Regions from separate parts of the Mus musculus genome. Here region 1 is linked to region 2. Evidence: chromatin loops called from intact Hi-C (ENCODE). Cell type or tissue: left cerebral cortex. All regions are shown on one strand. Each heading gives the region's core, and the rest is flanking DNA. Links, peaks and the distances in the headings are about the cores only.

Region 1 (10,922 bases), core at 1,695-9,694, 160 kb after region 2:
TTCAAGCGCGATGGTAAGCGGCTATGGGGTAGCTGGGGGTAGGGAGGAGCAGGTGGTCAGGTAGGGATAGTGTGTGGGTGTGAGGGCCCCCGCACAGGCGTCTGGAGGAAGTCCAGCGGGTCAGTGCCTGGCAGCCAAGATGACTTTGCGCCTGCTCTTTCTAAAGCTGGGTGGGGGAAGGTGAGCAGAAAGCTGCCTGGGGTGACACCTCAGGGCTACCTCATGGTCGTGACTGCTCCATACTAAGCTTTGCCCTTCCTACTTTTTCCTCTGTTCCCTGGTATGGTGGGAGCAAGTAGGCACCCAACCTGACTTCCAAGGTCCTTCTTTAACAGGGGCGATATGGACCTGTCTGCAGTTTGTGAGTACCAGTTGGAACAGATCCAGCAAGTGTTTGAGGGTCCCTACAAGGAGTACAGTGAGCAAGCCCAGAAGTGGGCCCGCTATACTGACCCGGTACCCAGCCCTCGGCCTGGTTCGGTGAGTTTTCGGCTTGGGGATGTATTCCCAACATCGGCTCCAGGACCCACTTATTCGCCAGCTGACTGACAGCCGCCCTCCCCACGCCCCTCCCCGACACAGTGTATCAACAACTGGCACCGAGACAATGGCTACACCAGTTCCCTGGAACTGCCGGACAACACCCTCAACTTCATCAAGAAGCACCCCCTGATGGAGGACCAGGTGAAGCCTCGGTTGGGCCGCCCCCTACTTGTGAAGAAGAACACTAACTTCACACACGTGGTGGCCGACAGGGTCCCAGGGCTTGATGGTGCCACCTATACAGTGTTGTTCATTGGTACAGGTAGGCGCTTCAGGTGTGCCCAAGGCTGGGAACCTGGGGAGGCCCCATAGCCTGATTCCTCATTTGCATATTCCCATCACCTCTCCAGGAGATGGCTGGCTGCTGAAGGCTGTGAGCCTGGGGCCCTGGATCCACATGGTGGAGGAACTGCAGGTGTTTGACCAGGAGCCAGTGGAAAGTCTGGTGCTGTCTCAGAGCAAGGTAGTAAGACTGGGCCACACGCACCTCCCTCTCTGTTCTCTGCTCCATTGTCTATCTGGCGCCCAGGCTCTATGCCATCCATAGTTGGGCTCATGTAGCTCTCGAGTTCCCAGAAGTAAGAGATCTAAGGTGGCCAGAACCTGTCCTCTGAAGGTTCTCTTATAGAGCCAGTCCCTGTGGGGCCCCCATTCCCAGAATCCAGCCTTGGCAAACTCCTTCCAAGTGGGGCTGCAGCTCTATCTGCAGTCTCTTCTCGGTCAAGATGTTTTGGTACCCAAGCAACAGAGACATCCGATTTCTTTGAGTCCCTAGTGGGTGTCTGAGCCAGGCCCTCAGTCTCCGGGCTCATTTAAGTGTTCACGTTTTTTCTTTTCTTTCTTTCTTTCTTTTTTTAACACCTTTATGCAAAACTCATATTCGCATCACCCTCTGGATTCTGATTTGCTTGCCCTTTACCAGCTACTATGACTCAAAGTTGCTCCCTACAACGCTGAATAATGAGATGGCAGCAAGGGAATTGTGGGGCTGAGCAAGCATGCAGATTGGCAGTCACCATTCAAACAGAGGAACCCCACCTTCCATAGGCACTGCTGTCACTGTGCTGGCTCCGGGGGCCGGGGGAAACTGAGTTTCCTGGCCCGAGTGTGAGCAAGTGAGCGTACGCCTCAGCCTCACGGGTCTGCCGTCCGTCCCTGTCTAAGAAGGTCATGTCTGTAAAGTGATTAGGATTTTGATGGCTTGTCGTAAGCCCTCATCAAAATTGTTCCTCTGGCCTGGATTTTTCTTCCGCTGCCTTTTTCTTCCTTGGGGGACCTAGTATGTTTATGCTCTCTGAACAAATCTCAGCCATCACCCCGAGGCGTGGTGTGGCTTACCCTGTGCTTTGTTTTACTGTAGAAGGTGCTCTTTGCTGGCTCCCGCTCTCAGCTGGTTCAGCTGTCTCTGGCCGACTGCACAAAGTACCGTTTCTGTGTAGACTGTGTCCTGGCCAGGGACCCTTACTGTGCCTGGAATGTCAACACCAGCCGCTGTGTGGCCACCACCAGTGGTCGCTCGGGGTGAGTCAGTCGTCTCTGAGTGCCAGGGCCAGGAGGGGGAGGCTAAGGTGATTGGAGTTGGATCTCTGATGCCACTTCTCTTCCCTACCAGGTCCTTTCTGGTCCAACATGTGGCGAACTTGGACACTTCAAAGATGTGTAACCAGTATGGCATTAAAAAAGGTGAGCTGTTTTCCTTTTGTTCCCTCATTTTGAGGATGGGCCCCTGGATCACAGCCAGAGTTAGTTTATCACCTCTCACTGTGGGACCTGGGGTTCCTGCATTAACACTGGGTTCTCTCTCATTTCTGCCTCTGCAGTCAGATCTATTCCCAAGAACATCACCGTTGTGTCAGGCACAGACCTGGTCCTACCCTGCCACCTCTCGTCCAATTTGGCCCATGCCCACTGGACCTTCGGAAGCCAGGACCTGCCTGCAGAACAACCTGGCTCCTTTCTTTATGACACGGGACTCCAGGCGCTGGTGGTGATGGCCGCACAGTCCCGTCACTCTGGACCCTATCGTTGCTATTCAGAGGAGCAGGGGACAAGACTGGCTGCAGAAAGCTACCTTGTTGCTGTCGTGGCCGGCTCGTCGGTGACACTGGAGGCACGGGCTCCCTTGGAAAACCTGGGGCTCGTGTGGCTCGCTGTGGTGGCCCTGGGGGCTGTGTGCCTGGTGCTGCTGCTGCTGGTCCTATCGCTCCGCCGGCGACTTCGAGAAGAGCTAGAAAAGGGTGCCAAGGCATCTGAGAGGACACTGGTGTACCCCTTGGAACTGCCCAAGGAGCCTGCCAGTCCCCCCTTCCGTCCTGGCCCCGAAACTGATGAGAAACTTTGGGATCCTGTCGGGTACTACTATTCGGATGGCTCTCTCAAGATTGTGCCTGGTCACGCCCGGTGCCAGCCTGGGGGTGGGCCCCCTTCCCCACCTCCTGGCATACCTGGCCAGCCTCTGCCTTCTCCAACTCGGCTCCACCTAGGAGGTGGTCGGAACTCAAATGCCAATGGTTATGTGCGTTTACAGTTGGGCGGAGAGGACCGAGGAGGATCTGGGCACCCACTGCCTGAGCTCGCGGATGAATTACGACGGAAACTACAACAGCGCCAGCCGCTGCCTGACTCCAACCCAGAGGAGTCTTCAGTATGAGGGGACCCCCCCACCTCATTGGCGGGGGGGGGTCTCATGGGAGGTGCACTCTTAACTTTTGCACAGGCACCAGCTACCTCAGGGACATGGCAGGGGCACTTGCTCTGCCTGGGACAGACACTGCCCAGCATTTGCCCGGCCGTGAGGACCTGCTCAGCATGGGCACTGCCACTTGGTGTGGCTCACCAGGACTTCAGCCTCACAGGAGACACACCCTCCTCTGTGAATTTGAGACATGTGGGACCCCAGCAGCCAAAACTTTGCAAGGAAGAGGTTTCAAGATGTGGGCGTGTTTGTGCATATATGTGTTGGTATGCATGTGGAAGAATGTGTGTGTGTGTGTGTGTGTGTTGTAACTTTCCTGTCTCTATCACGTCTTCCCTTGGCCTGGGGTCCTCCTGGTTGAGTCTTTGGAGCTATGAAGGGGAAGGGGGTCATAGCACTTTGCTTCTCCTACCCCCAGCTGTCCCAAGCTTTGGGGCAGTGATGTACATACGGGGAAGGGAAGGACAGGGTGTTGTACCCCTTTTGGGGGAGTGCGGGACTCGGGGGTGGGCCTAGCCCTGCTCCTAGGGCTGTGAATGTTTTCAGGGCGGGGGTTGGGGGTGGAGATGGAACCTCCTGCTTCAGGGGGAGGGGTGGGCAGGGCCTCCCACTTGCCCTCCGGGTTCGGTGGTATTTTATATTTGCGCTCTTCTGACAGGGCTGGGAAGGGTTGTTGGGGGAGGGAAGGGAGGAGGTGGGCATGCTATGGATACTGGCCTATCCTCTCCCTGCTCTGGGAAAAGGGCTAACAGTGTAACTTATTGTGTCCCCACATATTTATTTGTTGTAAATATTTGAGTATTTTTATATTGACAAATAAAATGGAGAAAATGAAATTTAACCCTGCCACACAGATATTTTGACTCAAACCCACTTATTGACCTAAGAGGGACTCATCCTTTGGTCTGGGCCATCATGGTCTTAATGCCTGTCCGTGCATCTCTGGAGGGGCCAGCTGAGACTCAAGTGTTTTCCCACAGTGATGCCTATGGGACTGGGAGCCAGAGCAGGGCTACTCTGCTTGGGAGCTGGACTTGGCCTGGTGCCACAGGGAAACAAGGCAGAGCGTTCGGGAAGAGGAGGAGAAGGAGACGGTCTTCCCAGAACTATAGGGAGGGTGAGCAGGGAGTCAGGGGCTGAAGGAGAGGCTTCTCAAGTTGTGTGGACAGTGTCTTTATAAAGATGGAGATTAGGACAAGCTCCGTGGGAGGGGAAGAATGCTAGTCTCGAATGTCCTATCTGGGTAGGGATAGTCCCCTATTGCCACCCAGTCAGTATCAAGCCCTTGTCTTAGTGAGGGAGTGGTGTAGGCCCAGATGTTCCTGGGAAAAACAACAGGCCCAGCCTGGATTCATTTCTGAGCGCCCTTAATGAGAGCTGCCTGCCAATCGGATTTCGAGAAGGAAAATAGGAAGGAGGAAAAAAAAAAGACATTTTAAGATTTTGTGTTGTGCTAAATTTGATGCTGTTGTTGGCTGCAATTTGGACACACCTGGTTTAGATCAATCTAACCGGTACATAGGAACAGAGACCACAGTGAGCTCTCTGCCCACCCTTAGCTGCCACCCCACCCCCCACCCCCCATACACTTGGATGACCCTTGAGCAGGCTGCTGTTTCCCTGAGTGTGGGTCAGAAGAGGCTGGGAAATACTTGAGTGTGTTTCCCTTAGCTCAGTTGTCTGCCCAGTGGGTGTTGGCAACCAGCGCCCACTGAGTGGGCAGAGGCTTAAGCACAAAGGTGGTCTACCAGGTCCTTGCCCTCAGGCCACCTGCTTCCTGATGGATTGCTAAAGAACGAGGGTCAGAGTGTTAGTAGCTTTCTGGCGGGTCACTGATCTGACCATGGATGGCCTACAGCTCAAGTGATGCTTGGGAGATGAGAGAGGGACTATGGGCCGCGTCTAGAGTCCTTGTGCCCTGGGGAACCTGCGAGGCCTCGGTTCTGGCGAATGCGACATAAACACTACCAGACAGGCCAAGCTGCCTGGTCCCCTCACCCTACAAGGCGAGGCTGCACGAACTGTCCTGCCTCCTCCCGGGGAGCTCAACGGATTCCCGAGCCTTTGCTCTTCCTTGTGCTTAGTTAGCCTTGGGCGCCCTCCCGTGGTAGCAAAGCAGCAAGGCTCAGTCTATCCAGCCACACCTCACCACTTTCATTGGTTGCTAAGCTAAGGTCTAAATGCAGGATTGGTTGGCCTGGGGCGAGGAGGCGGGACTCGAAGGTCAACTACGGACGTCGAGTGGTCAACCTGGGACGGAGGGGTGGGCATTTCGTAGGAGCGCTTGGCTGCAGTCCCGGCCGCCGGGATGGCGGCGCCGCACCTTTGCGCGGATGGCTCCTGCTGCTCTCACCCTAGTGCGGTGCCCGGGGTACAGCAGACGCTGGAGGAGATGGACTTCGACAGGGGTGAGAGGGGTGAGGCGGCCGCGTTGCCGGCGGCGGGCAATCTCCAGCCCCATCTCCGGGAACGTGGACTGAAGGAGGCCTCGAACCGTGTTTGGAGCTTCCGGGCCTGGTGCAGGAAGGCTGGCTTCAAAGCGTGGCAGGAAGCCCCTCGACTACTCCGTCTCGAGTGCGGACGGGTAAATTGAGGCATTGGTTTCTGAACTGGGTCTGGAGACCAACCCAGCTAGGAGACAGCCTGGTCAGGTGACAGAGGAGCTAGGGAAAGAATCTGCAGTTGGTGGTTCGTATCCACCGGGGAGGTCAGGGCAGCTGGCCCTTGCTGCTCTCGGGTGTGAGTGTACAAGTTTTAGCAATGACAGTGATCTCGAAAGATTTACTGTGGAGCGCAGGGGTGTGACTGTTTTGTCCAAAATCATACAGAGATTTTGCTATTAGCAGTGGTCCCTGTTCTTCTGTGCCGGTTACCATGTTATCCCCAGGAACAGGTAGTTTGTGCAGTTGTAGCAAGGTTGTCATCAGTGTAGGGCTGATGATACGGAACACTTGATGGTTACCATAGGAATGGCTTCCTAGCGGGCGGCGTTTCTCTACACCTCTGCTACCCCCATCTTTTGGACTAGGGACATAATAGGACTCCCCGCTTCCTCCTCTTGAAGTGTTTTCTCCGCTGTACCTTTAGAAAATAACAAATGAGATGATTACATTTACGCTTTTTTTAATTTAAAGACTATTTATGTGCATTTAGCTCCTGGAGGCCAGAATAGGGCTTCAGATTCCCTGGAATTGGCAGTTACAGATGTGACCAGCTGAGAAACAACCCTGGTCCTTTGCAGAGCAGCCAGAGCGCTCTCTCTCTCTCTCTCTCTCTCTTTTTTTTTTTTTTTTTTGAGACAGGGCTTCTCTGTATAGCCCTGGCTGTCCTGGAACTCACTTTGTAGACCAGGCTGGCCTCGAACTCAAAAATCCGCCTGCCTCTGCCTCCTGAGTGCTGGGATTAAAGGCGTGCGCCACCACCGGCCTGGTGCAGACAGAACTCTTAACTGAGCCGCCTCTCCAGCGCCTCCTATTGCGTTTAGTTCCCCAAGCCAGACTGACTGTTGTGTTTCTGTACCTCTTTATGGTTCTCACCCTTGCAGCCATCACCCTTATGTTTCTAAAATATGCAAGCCCTCTGTCCGATGACATGGTCTGTTTTGTTTGTTAGTCCGCTTCAGGCTGACTGAGGCTTTCCCGCCAGCATTCAGTTCTATGGCACTTCTTCAGGGACCCCCCTTCCTTAGAGAGTCCTCAACCTGGGGACAATTATGCCCAGTTTAGGTCTAGAGATATTTTTGTGTGTCACAGCTAATCTGACCCGCACAGGTTGGCTCCCCACAACAGACATGATCTGCCTCAAAATGTCAGCCCTTCCTGTGTGGAGGAAGAAACCTTGTGGTATTCAAAGCCCTGGCATTTCCACTCTGGTTACCCTGTTACCTTAATGCTTTGCTCTCTTTGTAGCAGTTTGGACTGACTCAAAGGCTGAGACGGGAAGGTCACAGTTCAAGGCCAGTTCAAGGCAGAGCATGTTAGACACTTTGTCTCAGAAATTGTTTGTTATCACCTGCTGCAATTTTATCAGCTTATTCTTTTATTTATTTTTCACATGTGATAAAGATACCTATTATGTGAATTTTTTTTTTCTGTAAAGCATGGGGTTTATTTATTTATTTTTTTAGTTTTGAATTAAATCTGTTTTGGTGACTTTCTTTGTGTATGTATGTGTGCTATGTTTTGTTTTGTTGGTCCATCTCTCCCCACCCCACAACCACAGGGTCTCACTATATAACTCTGGCTGTCCTGGAACTCATTTTGTAGATCAAGCTGGCCTCGAACTCACAAAGTGCCATCTGTTTCTGCTTCCCTGGTGCTGGGATGAAGGTGTGCACCATTACTGCCTGGCCCTAGCAACTAACTACTCTTGACTACTGAGCCATCTCTTTGATTACATCTTTGATTACATATATATATACATATACATATATATATATATCACAAGTAAAAAATATACAGTATATATAATTATATATATACAAATTATACAGCCATCTCTTTGATTACAGATATATATGTGTATGTGTGTGTATATATATCACAAGTAAAAAAATAAACAAAAATATAATTATTTATATATACAAATTATATATGCACACACATGTTTAACGTATATGACTGTTTTGCCTGTATGTATGCACTATGCATATGCCTGGACAGGAGATTGGATCCCCTGAAGCTGGAGTTACAGATGGTTGTGAGCCACCTTATGGGTGCTAGGAATCAAACCCAGGTCTTCTGAAGAATGAGTTTCATCAGAGCAACAGTTCCTGAACCAGCTCCTCTCCGGCTCTCCAGCTCTGGTTGTTGTTGTTTTGATTTTTTTTTTTTTTTTAGATTTTTTTAAAAAATTTATTTATTATATCTAAGTACACTGTAGCTGTCTTCAGACGCATCAGAAGAGGGCATCAGATCTCATTATGGATGTTTGGGAGCCACCATGAGGTTGCGGGATTTGAACTCAGGACCTTAGGAAGAGCAGTCAGTGCTCTTAACCATTGAGCCATCTCTCCAGCCCCCTTGTTTTGATTTTTTGAGACAGGGTCTCACTGTGTAGCTCTGGCTGTCCTGGCACTCATTCTGTAGACCAAGCTGTCCCTGAACACAGAGATCTGCCGGCCTCTGTCTTTACAGGCCTCTGGCATTACAGGCGTGTGCTACCATGCTCACATCATGGTTATCTTTATTTCTGTATAATTCTCATCTCTTCAACCAGTATCTTTCCCATTTGTGGGAGCAGAAGAAACCCTGAGTGAATGTGTGTTACCGACATGAGCAGGACATGCTAAGGACCAGAGCCTCAGACCTATAGGGAAATGGCACCTGCACACACACTCACACACCACACACACACCAACACCAGGGGTGGGTCCAGGCTCAGAGGGGCAGTAAATCCTTCCTCTGGTCCATGTGCAGATGTTGACAATATGTGTAGAAAATGCCCACCATTTCTCCCCCTGAGTGTTTTTTACCTGAAGGCTGCTCCCCTGCAGAGACCGCTCCTACTGAGATTAGCTACAGCTGCCTCCTTGTTCATCTGTTTGTAATAACCCCACCTCCTTGTTCATCTGTATACAACCCCACCTCCCTCTTCGGCTGTATTTCCATAACCTCACCTCCTTGTTCGTCTGTCTATAATAACCCCGCCTCCTGTTCGGCTGTCTGTAACTACTCTGCCTCTTTGATACAATGACCTTGATTATCTGTTCAACTGTTTCTAATAACCATGCTAAGCTTTTGGGATACTGTAGATTTCCTTCAGAGTCCACCAGTCCCAGCTTCCCCACTTCTCTGTGTGTCTGGGCTCCAAGTTCCTGGGGCCATGCAAGGACATGGTGCCCGTTTCCGCCACTTCCATCTTGCGTACCTCTCTGAAATTCCTTTTGGAAGTATGTTGGTCTGTGTTCTCTCCCCTGTTTTCTTGTCTCTTTTACCCGTGCTTTGTGCTGCATTGTGTGCAAAGCCTAAGCTACTAGTTAATTCTCTCACCCACTGGGTTTGTAGCATTGGTTGACCTATTTGTGATCATTTCATTTCAATAACTGTACTCAGTTTGTGATTAGGACATGTTGGGTGTCAGGGTATGAGCTCTGATGTCAGAGGGCACTTGCCAGAGTCAGTTGTGCCCTTCCACTGTGTAGGTGGAGTGGATTGAACTCCGTTAGTCAGGCTTGGCTCTTTACCTGCTGAGCCGCTGTTCCTTGATCAGCTGTTTTGAGACATGGTTTCTCTGTATAGCCCTGGCTGTGGTGGAATTCACTGTGTAGACCAGGCTGGCCTCGAACTCAGAGATCCACCTGCCTCTGCCTCTCTGCCTCTGCCGGGATTCAAGGCGTGCACTGCCACCCCTGCAGCTGCCCCTACCGCCCGCTGCCCCTGCCGCCGCTAGCACCAGCTGCCCGGGCAGCAGCAACTATCCCTTTTATGATAGCTCCAGATTACAACAGTCTTAGCATGGGTTTCTGACCTGCTTCCTGGGGGTAATATAGATACAGCATTCCAAGCTTTACCTTACAGATGTTGAAACTTCAGTCAAAAGGTAGAAGAAATGCTTTAAAGAAATGGGAATTAAAAGAAACAAATATCACCATGCAACACTGCTCAGCGCTTTGACTGTCTTTCTGCAGGAATCTGGTCGGCTGCCCTGAATGGAGACCTGGGCCGTGTGAAGTATTTCATCCAGAAGGCCACAGACCCTAGCCAGCCAGATTCTGCCGGCTACACCGCACTGGTGAGCTCTGGGAAAAGGCCTTAACTCCGTCCGGGCTGCTGCTCTCCCTTTATTTCCAGCCAAACTCTTGTCTCTCTGTGCCTCTGTCTCTCTCCCCCCAGCCCCCGTGAGTGCGTGTGTGCGTGCCTGTGTATGCATGTGTATGTATGCGTGCCACCATGTGAGGTCTGGGCCTAGAACTTAAGCCCTCAGACTTGGTGGTAAGTACTTTCACCGAATGGGTCATCTCCCTGGTTCACTGGTTTGGTTTGGTTTTTGGTGGTGGTGGTGGTGGTGGTGGTTTTGGTTTTGGTAAGGGTTCACCCTCCTGGGTACTGAGAATCTGTATTAACGTATGCCACCTCGCCTAGCTTTAAAGTTTATTGTTTTGTCTCTTGAAATAGGCTCTCACAGAACCAAGGTTAGCTTTGAACTATCTGTGTATAAAGGGTGACCTTGATCCCCCTGCCTCCTCTGAAGGGCTAGGATTCCAGACACAAGCCCGTGCCACCGTGACTGATAAACACCCTCCCCCCACCCTCCCCACCTACGCTGAATCCTTAGACACCCTCTTTTCCCTTTCAACTTTGGTCCCATCCTGAGCAGCTGGGTATTTTAATTAGTGGAAGGGCACAGTGTTTCCTCCCTGGCTCTCGGCATCCCAGTGCCCTGCCACCTGCCAGGACTCTGCCATCTGACTGCAGTCTCTGATCCCTGCAGCACTACGCCAGCCGCAACGGGCACTATGCTGTTTGCCAGTTTCTGCTGGAAAGTGGAGCGAAGTGTGACGCCCAGACCCACGGGGGCGCCACGGCTTTGCACCGGGCCAGCTACTGTGGGCACACGGAAATCGCACGGCTGCTGCTATCCCATGGGTCCAACCCCTGGCTGGTCGACAATGATGGCATGACCAGTCTGCATAAGGTGTGTATGTCGCTGCCTCCCTCAGCCTGCATAAGGTATGTCGCAGTCT
Region 2 (10,922 bases), core at 1,255-9,254:
TGATACCTTCAATCACAGGGATAGACAGGGGCTCTGTGCCCCAATGGCTGCCCAGGAAGATAACAAAGGAGAAGAACACAGTGTCGCTCATTTTTGCCACAACCAGAATGCCATCAGGGAGGAGCCATTCTCCTGAACTGCTCGCAGATAGGACAGCCCCAAGTTCCAGGATGCTGTGGAACCCGTGTTCTGTGAGGTCACACTGGGAAAGGGGCAAGTCTGTAGTCAGGGACGGAGAGGGACACTTGTGACCCTCAAACAGTCTCTCTGTTCACTGTCTCAGCTCTCTGAGGTCTGGTTAATCCTGCATGCCCTGCAACCTAAAGATGGGAATGTGTCAACAGGATACACGGAATGAAACTCAACTGTGGCCACTGGAGCTAGAGCCACCAGGTGTACTGTATTGGTCAACATAGCACATTAACAGGAGGGACAGGAGAGGTTGTCCTGTGGTGGTAAAGGGCTTGCTTGGCACATATGAGGCCCTGAGGTGGAACCTTAGCACCAAGAAAACAAGAAGGGATTGCATTAGTGAAGTGTTCTCACTATAGGTTAGCTCTGGAAGGGCCAGAGATTAAAGATCTGGTCACCAGCCCATGAAGACAATAGACTCTTTAGGAGGCAGGAGTGGTGACTGGAAGATCACCAGAAATGGGCTGTTTCAGGCATTTGGTGGTCTGAATAAGAATGGCCACCATGGGCTCATTATATGTGAATGCCTAGTCATCAGGGAGTGGCACTGCTTGAGAAGGACTGAAGAGGTGTGGCCTAGTTGGGGAAAGTGTGTCACTGGGGGGGGGGGGGGTGAAGCTTTGAGGTTTCAAAAGCCCAAGCCAGGCCCAGTCTCTCTGCTCTTCCTGATGCCTACAGATCCATAAGTAGAACACCCAGCTACTTTTCAGCACCATGTCTGCCTGTGTGCTGCCATGCTTCCCACCATGATAATGCACTAAACCTCTGACACTGCAAGCAAGCCTTAGTGAAGTGCTTTCTTTAAAATAAGAATTGATCTGGTTGTGGTGTCTCTTCACAGCACTAGAACAGTAACCAAACAAGGGAATAGTGGGACCCTGCCCCATCTTGCTTTTTGGCCGTCATAAGGGGAACAGTTTGCTCTGCCAAGCAGCCCTACTCCACCATGGTGCTTTGTCTTGCTGACTTCATGTACTGAAACCTCTGAAACAAGGAGTCAAAGTAAACCAAAGTAGACCAGGCTGGCCTCGAACTCAGAGAACTGCCTGCCTCTGCCTCCCTAGTGCTGGAACTAAAGGCATGTGCCACAACTGCCTGGCTGAGAATAATTTTTAATAGGAGCAATATTTACAATAGTAGAGTAATCTTAGTCTACTTGAATCATAATTACAGAATACTAGTTTGTGTTTTAATTAGAAACTAGTGTTTAACAAGACCATCTCTACAAGCAATGAACGGTCACTGGGAGAGAGACTCAGCCTTCCCCGGGTCAAGCTCCTGATAAGCTATCTAGTCCCAAGAGGTCAGCCCTAAATACACTGAGCAACACTAAATTATCTCACTAAATAACTGTACTTAGACACACAGACATCAATTATAGTCAAAGAATAATAGGCTATGAACTTCGGGAGTGGGAGGAAATGACAGGGTTTAAGGAAAGAGAGGAAAGGAGAGTGATATAAATATAATACTCATATATGAAATTATCAAAAAATAAAATTAAAAAAGTTTTTAAAGAAAACTACTTTTAAAAATTCTATTTCTGGCCAGGCGTGGTGGCGCAAGCCTTTAATCCCAGCCCTTGGGAGGCAGAGGCAGGTGGATTTCTGAGTTCGAGGCCAGCCTGGTCTACAGAGTGAGTTCCAGGACAGCCAGGGCTATACAGAGAAACCCTGTCTCTAAAAACAAAAACAAAAAAAAATAATAAATAAAAATAAAAAAAATAAAAATTCTATTTCCAATATATCTGTATATGTGGATTTTTGAATATTCATATTTAAATGTAAATATAAAATTTAATGCAGTAATACTTATTTTAAATATAATGCATGCTAAATGATTTTGATAGGCTATTCACGTTAATGAAACAATACACTCCACAAGCATTTACTAGCTGTTCCTCTAATACTCTCCCTTTTATCATATAAAGTAAATTTTAAATGTGTATTTATCTATGCGTGTGGATGCCCTTGGAGACCAGACAATGTGGGGGTCCCCTAAAACTGAAGTTACATACAAATTGTTGTAAGGGGCTCCACCTAGGTACAGCATATTCCTCATATCTGAGCTATATCTCCAGCCTTCATATGAAGTGTGTTTGGGTTTTTTGTTTGTTTGTTGTTTTTTGAGAAAAATTTTAAAAAGATTTATTGTATGTATATAAGTATACTGTCTTCATGCACACCAGAAAAGAGTATGTATTTCATGTCACAGTGCATATGTGGCGGACAGAGGCAGACTTAGAGGAGTCATTTCTCACCCTCCACCATGTGGCACTCAAGGATTGAACTGTCAGACTTGGCGGCATGCACCACTGCACACCAAGCCATCTTGTTGGCCCAACTCTTGGCCACTACACCTAGGTTAAAAAAAACTTTTACACAAGTTGCCTAGGACAAGAGTAGGAGTCAGCAAACTTGTCCTGTTGAGAGGTAAATAGAAAATACTCTAGTGTCTGTGAGCTACAAACTTCTCTACAGTATACTCTTCTTCATAGTCAATGCTACAATCCATTAAAAATGCAAGCACCAAGCTGGGCGTGGTGGCGCACGCCTTTAATCTCAGCACTTAGGAGGCAGAGGCAGGTGGATTTCTGAGTTCGAGGCCAACCTGATCTACAAAGTGAGTTCCAGGACAGCCAGGGCTATACAGAGAAACCCTGTCTCAAAAAACCAAAAAAAAAAAAAAAAAAAGGAATGCAAGCACCATTGGAAAGACTAGTCAATGAAATTGAAAGCTAGTGTTTTGAGGAAATGCTGTGACCCTCTAATACAGCTCCTCCTGTGTGGTAACTCCCCAACCATAAGACTATTTTCATTGCTACTTCATAACAGTAATTTTTGCCACTGTTGTAAATCATAACTTGAATCCCTATCTTCCAATGGTCTTAGGGGATCCCCAAGAGGTTGCCACCCACAGATTGAGAACTGCTGCTCCCCTGCTCTAGCCTGCCTGATCAGGGTTAAAAGGGGGGGGGCATCCCAGGTGTCCAGTGAGAAGGGAAACATCTCTGTAGACACTGAAAGAAAACCCTGGATACATTATGGACAACTTTTTGCCCATTACATTTGCCCAAAGCTGACAAATTCCATGACATACAAAGTAACAAAACAATGTAACTCAAGAAGATACAGCAAGACCGCAAGTGTAGCTAGTTGGTAGAGAACTTATCTAGGTGCAGGTTCTGTGTTCAGCACACCAAAGGAGGAGGAAGAAGAGGAAGAGGAGGATGGAAAGGGGAAGCTGCCACCACCACCAGAACCAGTCTACATCTCTTTTTTAAAAACTTAATTTGTATATTATAAATATACACACTTTCTTCCCACAAAGAAAACTCAAGATCTAGGTAACTTCATGAGTGAACGCTATCAAACAGTTAAGAGATATGACCTCTCTTAAGATGATTTTCTCTGATGTTTTGCCCAACAACATAAAACTGACGCCACAAGTTTATGTGTTATTGGCTAATGGACCAGTGAAACAGAATAAAAGGTAGACAGAAACTATCAACTATTGACATAGGCACCAAGGCAATTTGAAAAAAATTTCTCTCTCTCATTATAAATTTATATAAATATAAATTATATATATATATATATATATATATATATATATATATATATATATATATATAATTTTTTGAGGCAGGATTCCACTATGTAGCCTCTGTCAACCTCTGGAACTCCGATATTGGCCTGCCTCTGCCTCCCTGTTACCAGGAATGACATGATCACACCCAGTTTCTCTTTGCCAACCCCCCACTTTTTTTTGTACATTATTTATTTTGTTTGCGAATGTGTGTGTGTGGCTGTACATATTCCATGGTGCACTTGTAGCAATCAGAATTGTGGAAGCCGGTTCTCTTTTACCATATGGGTCTCTGGGATCAAACCCCAGGTAGACAGCCTTAGTGATAAATGCCCCGATGCTTACTTGATACATGTATAAAAACTAACTCAAATTAAACATAGGTCTAAATGTAAATCTATGATACTTCTAAAATAAAATACAATTATTCACCTAGCGTTTGAATCTTATTAAATCCAAAACTGTTGCTTGGTATGGTAGTACATGCCTGTAATTCCAGCATTTGTGAGGCGGGAGAATCACAAGTTGAAGGCTAGCCTTGGTTTCACAGAGATCCTACCTCTAAAAACCAAAAAAGATGAATAAATCTAACTAAACTAACTCTCCCGTTGAAATAATCAGAGCTGACATCCTAAGAAGAGGAATGCTCACAGATGTCTCATCAAAAGAAAGACCTTCCAGTAGGTGAACTCAAAAGACTTCCTGATTTCAATAGACCTACCACCTCCTTTTTAATTCTTGCCCCCTTTAAGAACCCAGCCATGACATCATCTTACGGCCGCGCAGCCTACCTTGGCAACGCCTGGCTGTTCTTCCGGAAAGCTTCAATTGGTTAGCCGGCTCCAAGAGGCCCCTCCCACTTCCCCCAGCAACCCTCCCCGGCGCCGGCCGTCAATCAGGTCATTTGGCATCTGTGATTGGCCACGGGGCCGCGTTCGCGTAGGCAGCGCACTGGGGGAGGGGAGCGGCGCGGTGTCTGGAGTCGCATCCGTCCAGGTCTCCCCGCGAACCTTGTAGCCCGCCGGTCCTCCTGCAGCCCGCCTGCTGGGCAGGGCCGGCTCGGCCGGGCCATGGAGTCCTACGACATCATCGCTAACCAGCCCGTGGTCATCGACAATGTGAGGCCGGGCAGCGGGGGGTGGGGGAAGGACTGTGACCCGCCGCGGGGTCGCAGGCGGCGTGCGGTGGCCCACGCTGGTGGGGCCAGGGGTGGGCCTCGGGAGCACCTCCCTCGGAGTCCAGGATGTGCGGTACAGCTGATCACAGTCAGGCGGTCCTTAATGCTCTAGGCCGGTGAACGCGTCTGTCTGGGGTGGGATCGCTGGGCAAGTTAAGACCCCTGGCCCTTTGCTTGGTGGTAAGCTCTGGCCGCCTGATGGAGGTCGGCTGACATTTGACTTCTTGCACACTGCTGGCTTTATCTCTTGAAGGGCCTGGTGATCTTTACAACACTTCCCAAGGGGCTGCACCCAGAAGCAAACACTGCACGTTAATTTCCACCAGCCACCACCTGGTGGCCTCTTTGCCGCTTTAACTAACCCCCTCACTCTAAATGATCTTTTCGGAGAGTGTAGCCACTTTCCCCAGGACGGAGCAGTTTGGGGTAGTAGTTTGCAAGCCTGAAAGAAAAGAGGTCCTGCTTCCCGGGGCGTTGTCTTCCAGCCTGGGTTGTGCTTACCTTCAGTGGCCCTAGGAGCTGTCTATCCTTAGAGGCCTTGACGTGGCTGGGGTTTTCTCTAGCTGTGCCCAGAGCTGATGTGTAGGCCTTGGAGCTTTTGACGGTGACACACTTCTCTTTCTGGGAACTGACTCCTTCCCACGTGAGCCCCTGATGGCATCTTTGTGGCTGCCTTTTTTTGGAGCACCCATGTGGGCTCCCTTAAATCATAACTTGTTTATCAGAGAGGCTAGTCCTGGACTTTGGGGGTGTGCTTGGGGCAGGCTACAGTGTACATCAGGCTACCTACCTGTTTGGTGGCCAACAAGCTAATGAGCTCAGAGGCACCTGCCTGGCTGAGTTTGGGCTTGGAGCCTCTCGCTTGTTACTTGGATATGTTATTTTGGCCCTAATAGAGACTGGTAGGCAAAGGGTGTGAGTAGGTGACTCATTTACTAAGTGGAAGGTGTGTCCAGTTCATGTTGAAAGCCTAGGTCCAGCTTCCAGCAGGGACAGGGACTGCCTCTCCTCTTACTACCCAAGAAAGGTACTTGGAGACCACCAAGTGGTTCCCCTCCATGGACCCAGTATGTGGTCTCTGTCTGCTGGTGAAGACAAGGGTTCTTGAATAGAGTAAGGCTGAGGCGTAGCATCTAGCTATCTTTAAAGTGTAGCTGATTTCCTCTCCCTACAGGTACTAGCCAGAGCATTCACAGAGGAGATCTGTGGTCTCTCTTCACGGATGCCCATCTGGGGCCAGTCATTGCTGATAACCTCCACCCAACAGATGCCCCTAACAGTTCTCATCTCCCCCTTGGGTCCCCAGGACAGAAAATGCAGCCTCACACCTAGTTTTGATGTGCTAGTGCTTGCAAGTGATCTCCTTCTCTAGGTCAGGTCTCTGGCTTCCTCCCTGTCCAGCCTTGGTAGAACTGCCAGCTCTCTCCACTTGGGGACCCTGACTGCATCTTGAGTCGTTGGCAGGAGCTAAAACATTGCTTTTCCTTGCAGGGTTCAGGGGTGATCAAGGCTGGCTTTGCAGGAGACCAGATTCCTAAGTACTGTTTCCCAAACTAGTAAGTGTCACCTGTCACCTGGGGGGCGGAGGGCAGCAAGCTCCCCAGCCCCTTATTTGCTTTTGGGAAGAATGCGTCCCCTGTGGTGTTACAGCTTCCCTCTTGGAAGGCAAGTCCCTCCTCTACCTGGAAGAGGAAACACCAGATTGGTGGAGGTGACCCTGAGAGTAACTGCTGGGTCTCAGAGTCTCTTGCCTTTGTTTCTGGCTCAGCCTGTTAGGAGCAGCATCCAGCATTGCCCTGGGGATGGGGTGTGGTAAAGGCGGGAGCAGGAATAAGAGGAACCTCTCTCCAGGGAAAGAGCTAAACTCCCACAGAGAGTTGGGGGGGGGGTGTACACAGCTACCCCTTCCTCCCTGGAAAGTTTTTTTTTTTTCAGATTATTGTGGAGTTTGGGTGAACCCCTAGCCTCCAGAAAACTAAGCATACATTCTAAGCAATGCCCCCGCCAGCCCCCAGAAATGTTTTCATCAAGGTTCAGTTATGTATAGCATCTAGGAACTGTTCCTGCCCAGCCCTTTCCACACACCCCAGGGAGTGCCAATGGTAACAGGGTGGTTCTGTCCCAAAGATCGAGGATTGCCTGGGTCCTACCTGCCCACTGGGAAGGTTCCCCTTGAAGCACCTCTCAGAGCTTGAAGGATCTGTCAGTGGCCTGCAGATCAGAGCTGGAAACCTAGAGTGGCTTTAAGAGCTACAGCCAGCCTGGACTCACAGAGGGCTTCAGCTTTCCATCCCAAACTCCGGGTGGGTGTCAGGGAAGGCTGTTGGCAGTCTGTGGGGAATGTGGGTCACAATTTAGAATGGTAACTCATCACATATGTGCTTGCCAAGAACTGATCTCTATTCTGGAAGCCCTGGCAGTGGAAGAGTGGCCACTGTGGGAGGGATACACCAGAAAGCCTCAGAGTTCTAGGGCTGTCTTCCATCCATCAGCAGACAAGAGGGTGGGTGGGCTTAGTCAGTGTGGCTATAGAAGTGTGGCCTTGCTAGAGCCAGGCTAAGACGGGATCCTGACATTCACACTTAGCCCTCCCTGGGGAGAGGCTCGTTCCTTCAGACCCCAAAGTGCTTGTGCTTCTAAGAGCCAGGCTGCTTTCCCACTCCCCATAGGTCTAGGCTCTGAGCCACTTCCCAGTGCTTAGCATGGCCACCCTCTAGAGCTCTGCAGTTGGACTCCAGTTTTCCTGGACACAGGTTCAGCCATGCACCTGCCCAACTCACTGACCTTCTGTGACCTTGCAGTGTCGGACGGCCAAAGCACATGCGGGTTATGGCTGGAGCCCTGGAGGGGGACCTGTTCATTGGACCGAAAGCAGAGGTAACTGTCCCTAAGTTGAGTTTGTCAGTCATAGATCTAGCTGGTGATCAGAGCAACCTGTTCCTTTCTGTGCCTTCTTGGGCCTCTTACCTTCAGTTCAGTGTGTGTGTGTTTGTGTGTGTGTGTGTGTGTGTGTGTGTAGAGGCAACCCCCCTTCTGTACGATGCCAATGAACCAACGTTCCTGAGGAACTCGTGGTTTGACTCCGTGTCCGCTTTCAGAAACTGGAAACTATAGGAGAAAGAACTGATTAAGGTCACAGCACTTGGGAGGGGTGGAGACAGGAAGACCAGAAGCTCAAAGTCTTCTTCAGCCACCCCCAAAAGTGAGTTAAGAATTAGAATCACCTAGGTTTTATGGACCTGATACCTGCTCTGAGGAAGGCCGGGGCCATTTCTTATTCTGGCTAGGATGGCCTACCTGGGGACTGCACATTGAATCAGACTCTGAGGGTGCCAGTATAGGGTGTGGGGGAAGTGTCAGCCAAGCACAGGCAGGTGCCAGGTAGGCACCTGGGGAATAAGGCACCTGGGAAGGGGAGGCCTGAATAGAAGGGCACACGAGAGGCTGTGGGAGATGAAAGCCAGCCACTGTTGTATGAGAAGCAAAGTGTCTCCTAGACAGACAGGCGAGGGCAGGTGGGGAGTTGGGCCAAGAGGTCAGAGCTCCAGCTGTACTCTGGAGGAATGATGGGCTCAGGTGGCCTGGGGGGACAGTGCAGACAGAGCATGGGCTACTGTGCTGCAGATGGATGCTGGACAGTGTATAATGAGATGCTGGAGAGAGCCTAGGCAGTGAGCGAGGAACGTGTGTATGGAAAGAAGAGGGACTGGGGCGGGCATATTTCAAGAATTCTTCCCCTGAGTAGATGTAAACAGTGGTTCTTTCTAAGGCCCCAGTGAGAAACCAGACTAGGATTCCACCAGAGTTCATCCTGGGGAACCAGAGACTTTACTGACAGAGCATGGGTGAGAGATTAGTGTGGGATCCAGGGAAACCCACGGCAGCCTTAACTCTCCAGTAGCCTTCCCCAGACTGTACACCACCACTTCTCAAGACCTTGAGACCATATGCAGGTAGGGTAGAGCTCCCTGCCAATGGCTGGGAGGTCCAATGACCCTTCCCACAACCTCTCCTAAGGGAACCTCAGCAGGGCTGTTCAAACGGATTCTGGCAAGCAGGTCTAGCTGACCTGAGGAAAATGGCTCCTCTTTTGCTTGGAGTATTGCATTCTATAATGCTGCACCTCTTCTTCCAGCTCTTAAAGGCTTTACACACACACACACACACACACACACACACACACACACACACACGCTCCCTTCAGCAGTGTTCCCCGGGCCTTAGAGGGGGTGACGCGTATCTGGCTATTCAGCAGGGTACCAAGCCCTCATCTTAACCATCTCTCCATGTCTATAGACTTGTTGTTATCCTTCTCAGAAACAAGTAAGAAAAGGGGAGAAAGAGGAAACATAAAGACATCCAGTGGAAGCTAACAGCAGAAAGAACCTAAGGGTGTAAACACAGATAGTTGGAAGGCACCTTAGCCAGGAGCATCACATTTGTTTAATGACCATGGTTGTTTCCTGGTTAGGGTCTATAACTTTCCCCATCCAGGGAGCATTTCTGTCTGAGCTCACAGTAGAGGATGAAGTTCCCATCTGTGGAGCCGGCCATGTAAGTCTAATCAGAAAGTTGGTTGTACCTATAACGGCCAATATCTCACTAACGGCCACTTCATGGTGCAGCATGCAAGGGCTGCCACCAGGTAGGGCTTTGGGCCATAATTCTCCCGGCAGCTTCCATAGCACCCTCCAGGGCTGTAAAAGCTAACCAGTGGCAAGGGAATGTCTTACAGCCAGCTGATCTCATGCTGGCATTTCCTCGATTGAGGTCCCCTGCTTTCAAATAACTCTAGCTTGTTTCAAGAAGATAAAAGACTTGCCAGCACAGTGCATATCATCTGTGCTCCACCCAACCATAAAGCCCCTGAGAATTCCATAGTTGTACTAGACTCCCGAGCACCCTGTGAACCAACTTTCTTCCCATCTGTGCCCCTTCTAGATGCACTGGTAAGTCTTCCACGTGGGCTTCCAAACCTACAAAGCACGCAGGCTAGCATTATGTCTTCTTTATACTTAAACCCTTTACCGGGGATGCTCAGGACGTCAAAGCAAGAGCCTAGGTCCCCATCCAATAGTGCTGTGAAGTGAAGATAACCTTGAATGCACAGTCCATTCCAGGCAGTTTCCGTTCTCAGAAATCCAAGCAGAGGAGACACTAACATAAAACATCAGCGCAGCACAGCATCAAGAGATCCCACCTGTTTGTACCAGTCATCCGGCTTCCTCATCCTTGGGGAATTTTCATAGGTCCTTGATGCATTTTCCTGTTGTTGATGAATTCAGTGTGGCTCAGATGGCACAAGCTGACCAGACCTAAGGCCAGGGGAACAGATTTCTTATGCCTGTCCACCTCTCAGGGCTGCAGCTTCTTGACTTGAGATTGATACATCCTTGGCACTACAGTAGCACTACAGCCAGGCAGTGCCTCTCTGTTTGCCACACTAGGCTGCTAAAAGGACTTGAGAGCACACTGAGAGGGAGGTTGCCTAACTCTGGCCAACCAGAGTTAATTCTTTTCACCTGTACTGTTCTAGCCCATTTCCATCACCTGAGACTCGTTGTCTTTGGTATTCTTGGGGGCTACCAAGAACCAAGGAACACCTGCTCCCAGCACCTACCCAAGCCTAAATAGTCTTGGGTTTTTTTTAAGGGGTGGAGGATGGTGTTGAAACAGGGTCTTTCTCTGTAACCCTGACTCTCCTGGAACTGGCTCTGTAGACCAGGCTGGCTTCAAACACACAGGGATTGACCAGTCTCTGCCTTCTGAGTGGTGGGATTAAAGGTGTGTGCCACCATGCCTGGCTCATATAATTGGAGAGCCAATAAATTCATACTTCAGCAAGGGGCTTCCTGTCCTCTAGACAAGACAGGATGGCATTTATCTGGTCCACACCTACAGGTATCCCTGGCTACCTCATTAGCAAAGTGGCTGTTATGATCTCTACCCCCTCCCAAAAGCTACC

The links. Peaks named below come from ENCODE experiments on the same cell type or tissue, not always from the same donor. Only the 100,000 strongest peaks of a DNase experiment are listed, where the experiment ranks them.
Region 1: a loop joins it to region 2, with 5 times the contacts of the local background. A loop is called at or near these places in 3 of 42 quality-filtered maps.

What each region holds. Positions count from the first base shown.
Region 1 is chr1:36,541,810-36,552,731 of GRCm38, reverse strand. It overlaps Ankrd39 (ankyrin repeat domain 39), which reads left to right and starts at 5,480. Exons shown (of 4, transcript NM_026241.4): 1 at 5,480-5,646; 2 at 9,867-9,970; 3 at 10,670-10,873. The coding sequence starts at 5,547. It overlaps Sema4c (sema domain, immunoglobulin domain (Ig), transmembrane domain (TM) and short cytoplasmic domain, (semaphorin) 4C), which reads left to right. Exons shown (of 15, transcript NM_001126047.3): 9 at 1-13; 10 at 336-480; 11 at 583-805; 12 at 894-1,006; 13 at 1,904-2,064; 14 at 2,156-2,226; 15 at 2,364-4,093. The coding sequence ends at 3,193. In left cerebral cortex, for the core only: CTCF peaks have their summits at 5,345 (motif pointing left) and 6,695; DNase peaks (open chromatin) are centred at 4,328, 4,534, 5,405 and 6,709; H3K4me3 peaks cover 1,040 bases; H3K27ac peaks cover 1,555 bases.
Region 2 is chr1:36,703,782-36,714,703 of GRCm38, reverse strand. It overlaps Actr1b (ARP1 actin-related protein 1B, centractin beta), which reads left to right and starts at 4,779. Exons shown (of 11, transcript NM_146107.2): 1 at 4,779-4,898; 2 at 6,449-6,513; 3 at 7,759-7,834. The coding sequence starts at 4,851. Gm33533 (a long non-coding RNA gene) reads left to right here. Exons shown (of 7, transcript XR_865346.3): 7 at 19-1,856. 4933424G06Rik (RIKEN cDNA 4933424G06 gene) reads right to left here and starts at 167. Exons shown (of 9, transcript NM_001374322.1): 1 at 7-167. The coding sequence starts at 91. In left cerebral cortex, for the core only: CTCF peaks have their summits at 5,284 (motif pointing left) and 6,396; DNase peaks (open chromatin) are centred at 4,666, 5,319, 5,538 and 7,343; H3K4me3 peaks cover 3,246 bases; H3K27ac peaks cover 3,240 bases.